Regions from separate parts of the Homo sapiens genome. Here region 2 is linked to region 1. Evidence: chromatin loops called from intact Hi-C (ENCODE). Cell type or tissue: PC-9. All regions are shown on one strand. Links, peaks and the distances in the headings refer to the core of each region. The heading gives the core; the rest is flanking DNA. Region 1 has its middle 63 kb from the start of SSX2IP. Region 2 overlaps TTLL7 (tubulin tyrosine ligase like 7).

What was found. Peaks named below come from ENCODE experiments on the same cell type or tissue, not always from the same donor. Only the 100,000 strongest peaks of a DNase experiment are listed, where the experiment ranks them.
Region 2: a loop joins it to region 1, with 7 times the contacts of the local background. A loop is called at or near these places in 19 of 110 quality-filtered maps.

The regions. Positions count from the first base shown.
Region 1 is chr1:84,752,400-84,755,325 of GRCh38, forward strand. No RefSeq gene overlaps it. Among named protein-coding and RNA genes, the nearest start is that of SSX2IP, 63 kb to the left of the region's middle. RefSeq lists a silencer at 1,246-1,295. In PC-9, for the core only: CTCF peaks have their summits at 1,328 (motif pointing left) and 1,530; a DNase peak (open chromatin) is centred at 1,312.
Region 2 is chr1:83,904,281-83,907,206 of GRCh38, forward strand. TTLL7 (tubulin tyrosine ligase like 7) reads right to left here. Exons shown (of 21, transcript NM_024686.6): 17 at 2,049-2,183. Among named protein-coding and RNA genes, the nearest start is that of LINC01725, 45 kb to the left of the region's middle. In PC-9, for the core only: a CTCF peak has its summit at 1,166; no DNase peak of the experiment used is centred there.

The DNA.
Region 1 (2,926 bases), core at 225-2,724:
ATCCATCCTCCCATCCAGCTCTTATTGAGAACCTGCTGTGTTCCTGTGCTAATCGTGGTGGTTACTAAGGTGGGTAGGGCAGTGCCTGCCTCTAGATCCCAAGTCTAGTGAGGCAGAAGAGAAGTGAGGGGGTAATGACCACAATGTGAGAAGCGCTATAAGGGGGGCAGTGGCCCACGTCTCCCAACTCATGTCACAGTGCAGTGCTCTCTCACCATATGCTTTTTGACTGCTTCTCTCAGACTTCTTTTTTTTTTCTTTTTTTTTTTAGATGGAGTCTCTCCCTGTCGCCCAGGCTGGAGTACAGTGGTGTGATCTCGGCTCACTGCAACCTCCACCTCCTGGGTTCAAGCGACTCTCTCCCTCAGCCTCCCAAGTAGCTGGAATTACAGGCGCCTACCACCACGCCTGGCTAATTTTTGTATTGTTAGTAGAGACGGGGTTTCATCATGCTGGCCAAGCTGGTCTTGAACTCCTGACCTCATGATCCACCTGTCTTGGCCTCCCAAAGTGCTGGGATTACAGGCGTGAGCCAGCGTGCCTGGCCTCTCAGATTTCTTAAACTCTGCCCCACCAGCAAAGATTTTGTTAAGCTTTATATCCCATAGTTTGTATTAGGAAAACAATAGCTGTGTTAAAAAATTAAATTGTTATAATATTGAATATGCATTTTCTAAGTGTTCACGTGTCTAAAGCAACAGGTGATACAGTGGGAACTGCAATACGGTGTGAAAAGGAAATTATTTAAACAAATAATAATAATCGAATTATCTTCAAGACATTTCCTTTGGCCAGGAATAACATCTGAACAGAAGCGTGACCCTGGCCTAAAGGTTTCTGCATGATCCGGTCCCTACCTGCTCATCCCTGGCCACAACCTCTTCCCTCATTGTGCAGCAGCCCTGGTGGGCTTCGCTGTCCCTCTTCTTCGTACACTCTTCACCTATCCCTTCCAGGTCCACGGCCCTTCTTATCCTTCAGGTCTCAGCCTAATAAGTCATCAGACAGGTCTTCTCTGACGACTTTGCAAAAAAGCTGTTGCCCACCTTAGTCTCCATCCTAGGAGTCTGATCTTTTCCTTCATAGACCTAATCACAAAGTGTAATTATTTCATTTGTTTGGTTGTCTCTCTTGCTAGACTGTGAACTCCACAAACTGTTCACCAGCCTATCCCCAGAGACTCGCATGGTTTCTGGCACATGGCAGACACTATAAATACATTTTGAATAAATGCATGTTAGGGCGGCTCACAGAAAGCATCTACTTGAAAGGGAGGACATCTCACCAGCGGGGGACAGCGCTGCAGAACCCAGCAGCGGAACAACAGCGACACCAAGTGGCCAGTCCGCATTACCCACAGCAGCTGTTCCTTGCCAGAAATCTCAGGCCTTGGAAGGCTGATGCTTGTAATTTAATGTGGATACTAATCCATTAAGCTTGTTTATTCATTTCCTTAATTTAAAAAAAATCTAGAAACTGCCCTCAAATATCTCCCACTATAGAGTAGGACACTTGAAAGCATGTGGCCACTAGCTAGACAGACTTTAGGAGTTGCTATGGTAACTTTTCCCTTTTTTGCTAACCATTTGGAAACCTTACATTTTTCAAATCTGCATGCTTTGAAAAGGCCTGCTTGATTCTACTTTGTTTTTCAAGCTTTGCTTTGATTTACTGTATTTAATTTGCTTCACCTTCTAATTTGTTAAATGACATGTTATTAAAATTCCCCAGGGGGCCAGCAGGAATCTGTGCCGCTGAGAGACAGCATGCATTCTGGAAGTCGGTGATTCACATCTGAGCACTCAGAGGAGATTTTGGAAACCCATTAGGTTAGCAGAGCCGCTCTGGGCAGAATCAGCGCTGGCAGGGACGCTGCATTTGACAACTCAAGTCTTTAGGTGATGCTGAAAAGCCTGCCCTAGCTTCTCATTTCCTCCGTCCCCCAGCGAATCGTTCTTTGCTGCTGCTGTCCTCGGTGTGAAAAGGTGACCCCCCCACTGCCCATCGCACCTGCTTGCTATCTCTCGTCGGTCACCCCCTACAAGACCGGAAAACAGGTCTAAAAAAGCCAGAGCGTTCCGCGCTCAATTACAATGACGCTAAAATGCATCCTGAGGCCTGTCCATCGCGGATTTGAGAAGAGCCGCAGCAGCAGAACACGCCATTAGGCGATAATGGCCCGGGCCCGCTTCAGTCATAGGGCCGGGAAATGAGGGTGATTTAGTGACGCTGCCAATGCCCGACACCATCGCCGCGGTAGGCAAATGGCAGCAAATGGAGGTGTTAAGTAAAGGAAGTGCAGACAAACCATGGTTGCAGAAAGGCTCCTAATATTGATAGAGCTAACCCAGGAGGAAAGCTGGGGTAAAATTTCTTTACATTGCGAGAAAAAATAGATCCCAGCGCTCTCCTAAACATTATTATTTGCTTTAGGGTCCATCTTGTCCTTCATATGAAAATGGAGACAATTTCTCTCAGCGAAGACCGAAGCCCCGGTGCCCATTTTGCTAGCGGCATGTGCTTCCACTCCACTCCGCACCCCGCTCATTTTATTTTTAAAAAATAATAAATATGTGTTCATTGTTTAATCAGATGCATGTCCCTTATGTAAGAAAAAAGGTCATATGACAGGGAACTGTGAAAGTATGAAAGTGAAAGTCGTGTGTGTGTGTGAAATACACATACACATTTATAAATATATGTGTATATATACATCTGTACACATACATGTATACAATTTAGGCGTAAAATTCCACTTAATGATGCAATTATCTCGTGCTATTTCTGGAGTGCAGTCTTGACTGTTCTTTCGACTTTGGTCCAGTTTGAGTCTCAGGCACACAACTTTTTGGTCTGTACCGCTTTGGCCTGTCCCAGAATCTGACCTCCTCCCACCCCCGCAGCACCTTCCGCTGGCCTCCCTACA
Region 2 (2,926 bases), core at 196-2,695, 850 kb before region 1:
TGTGCAAAGATTTCTAATACAAATTAAAGAAACCATCTACATCCAAAGCTTTCTATTCTAGTTGTATTAAGAATACAATCTCTGTGGCCCACACCTGTAATTCCAGCACTTTGGGAGGCTGAGGCAGGCAGATCACTTGAGGCCAGGAGTTCAAGACCAGCCTGGCCAATATGGCAAAACCCTGTCTCTAAGAAAAATGTAAAAATTAGCTGGGTGTGGTAGTGCATGCCTGTAATCCCAGCTATTTGGGTGGCTGAGGCACAAGAATCACTTGAATCCAGGAGGTGGAGGTTGCAGTGAGCTGAGATTATACCACTGCACTCCAGCCTGGGCAACAGAATGAGACTCTGTCTCAAAAACAAAAAACAATCTCCAATGAATGAAAGTCAAATGTCTTCAGGCACATAAGATTTGGCAAGAAATCCAAGAAATAGATTTTTCATTTGTATTTTAGAGGCTGATTTATCATTCATAGTAATAAAATATTGAATAATGCATTAGAAGGCAGCCTATATGAGAATTCTACTACTTTGTTTTATTTTTGTGCAAGTCTGCAAAACTTCTGAATATATAGTCTTGTAATATATACTGTAGTAAACAGATTAAAATATTTACCACATGTAGTGAACACACAATAAACAATTTGATGTCTGCTATAAATATTCATTATATTTTATTAATTATATAAGCCTATATACATTCTTTATAGAACAATCATGATAGTCAGAAATATTAGTTTTACTCTTTGATTGTTTAATTTTCTTCTACCTGATTCAAAAAGATGGGATATAACTAATATCTCTAAGAAATATATAAAATAAAGTGCTACAAAGTCATTGGCTATATATAGAAAATTTTATCAAATAAGATGACATAGGTAAATAAAAGCACATCTAGTATAATACTTAACATCCAATGCTTTCTTTCATTTCCTTTAATGTAACTAAGTAGCACCTAGCTTGCAAACAAGTTACCATTTTCACTTTTTAAAAATATATATAACAACAAAATATATAATAATTGGGGGCTTTGCTTATGACTGTGTCATCAGTACATAATATAAATTCTAGTTATGGGTGTTTTTTAGCAAGAAAGTCTCTTTTATTGTTGTTTGTTTGCTTTTTGTTTCTACACACTTACTTCAGACAGGTCTAAAGTATATGCTAAAAAACGAAAATGCCAAGTGCATGGCTGTAGTTTTTATCCTATAACTGGCCACTAGATGGTGCCCTCTCCTCTGGGAAAAAAAAACATATATTTTATATACATAATTTATAAAATTATATCTGTAAAAAAAAAAATGGCCCAAAATATATTTTTATATATTTATAAATATACATATGGCCCCCAAAAAACAAGGTTCTATTACTGAAGGAACGAAAAGGATGTTTGAATGAAGAAATGTAACCTTGCATGAAGAAATGCGCTTTCACAAAAATTATCTGAAATAACTTGGACCCTCTTTCTAAATTAGGAGTAAGTCACTGGTTTTAATGTGAATTTTAGGACCCTCTGACATTTTAGAATGTTCCACTGGGTGGTGCACATGTGTGTGTAACAAGAAAAACACACAGCTCAGCATAAGTCATTTCAAAAATCTGACCCCAAAAATGTGACATTCAAGGTGTCACATTCAAATATTCTTGACATTTTATGCCACAGCCCCACATTTTTCATCATACCCCATTCCATATTAGTTCTTTCTAAATCTTTATAGAAGCAGGTTTAACATGATATTTGATTAATCATTAAGAACAATAATTATTTAACACTAATTATTCTGACTTGATGAAGCAGACTTATCATTAAAATAGCACTATATACTAAAAGATACTTTGTACTGCTGATTATAATCTGATCTCACTGTCCATGAATTGTAACAATTAAAATAAACCCCTGTATTTTCTAAAGCTAGTAGAGGTTGAAAAGAACATCAATTAAATTTACTATGTCACTGAGCATAATGCCTTCAGGAAATAAATTTTAATATTTTAAGAAGAATAAAAAGGTACCAGCTCCTTGGCATTTTAGATACATCACATACTCACATCTTCTATCAGAAGTTCTGATTCTGCATCTGACTTTCCTGGAAACCGGATCTTCATGTCTTTGAGAACAAATAAGGTCTGACTTGTTAGATCATCTTCTTGTTCTTTTGTTTTCAGTTGCCGCAAAGACTCACTCTTAAATTTGAAAGAATACAGATATTTGGAGGGGGTCTTATTTCATTGTGCCAGTATAATCTGAAAGATATTTCTAGGTAAAAATGATGCACTTTTAACTGAAAACAATAACAATGAAAAAGGAAGAAAATTTTCTTTTACACTTGTGAATTCTTTGGATTAAATGGATATGAATCCCAAGAGTGTCTTTCACACTTCCACAAGGTTATACTTATTTAGCTCAAAGTACTAAAATAAAAATATAAATACTTAAAAAGGACTTCCTGGTCAGTTTCATTTGCTACATATACCTTAGGCAATTTTTCTTGATTAGAAAAAAAAATTCATTGTTACCAAGTGAAATTCACTCACTTATATTTCCTGACTTCCCTTTGGAAACATGATCCATATTAAATAAACAAATTAAATAAATCCTTAGTCTATGTGAAGGTAGTCGGAGCTATCTATTTGAGCATCTAAAAGTAAGCCTTCTTACAAACTAAATTCACTACTTTCTAAATATCAAATCTCTGGGATTCATGCTAACAAGGGAATACTATATGTTAATTTAACATACAGAACACATTATAAATAACATTGTACTTAAGTGCTCTAAGGAGAATTTATCATTTTTTAACCTATTAATCAACTGTCCCATTAAGTAAAATTTTCCAAATTTCCTCAAATTTAAAGATAGACTGCATAATACACTGCAAAACCATACATTTCCTCAGGTAATTTTCAGTAATATTATCCTACTATAT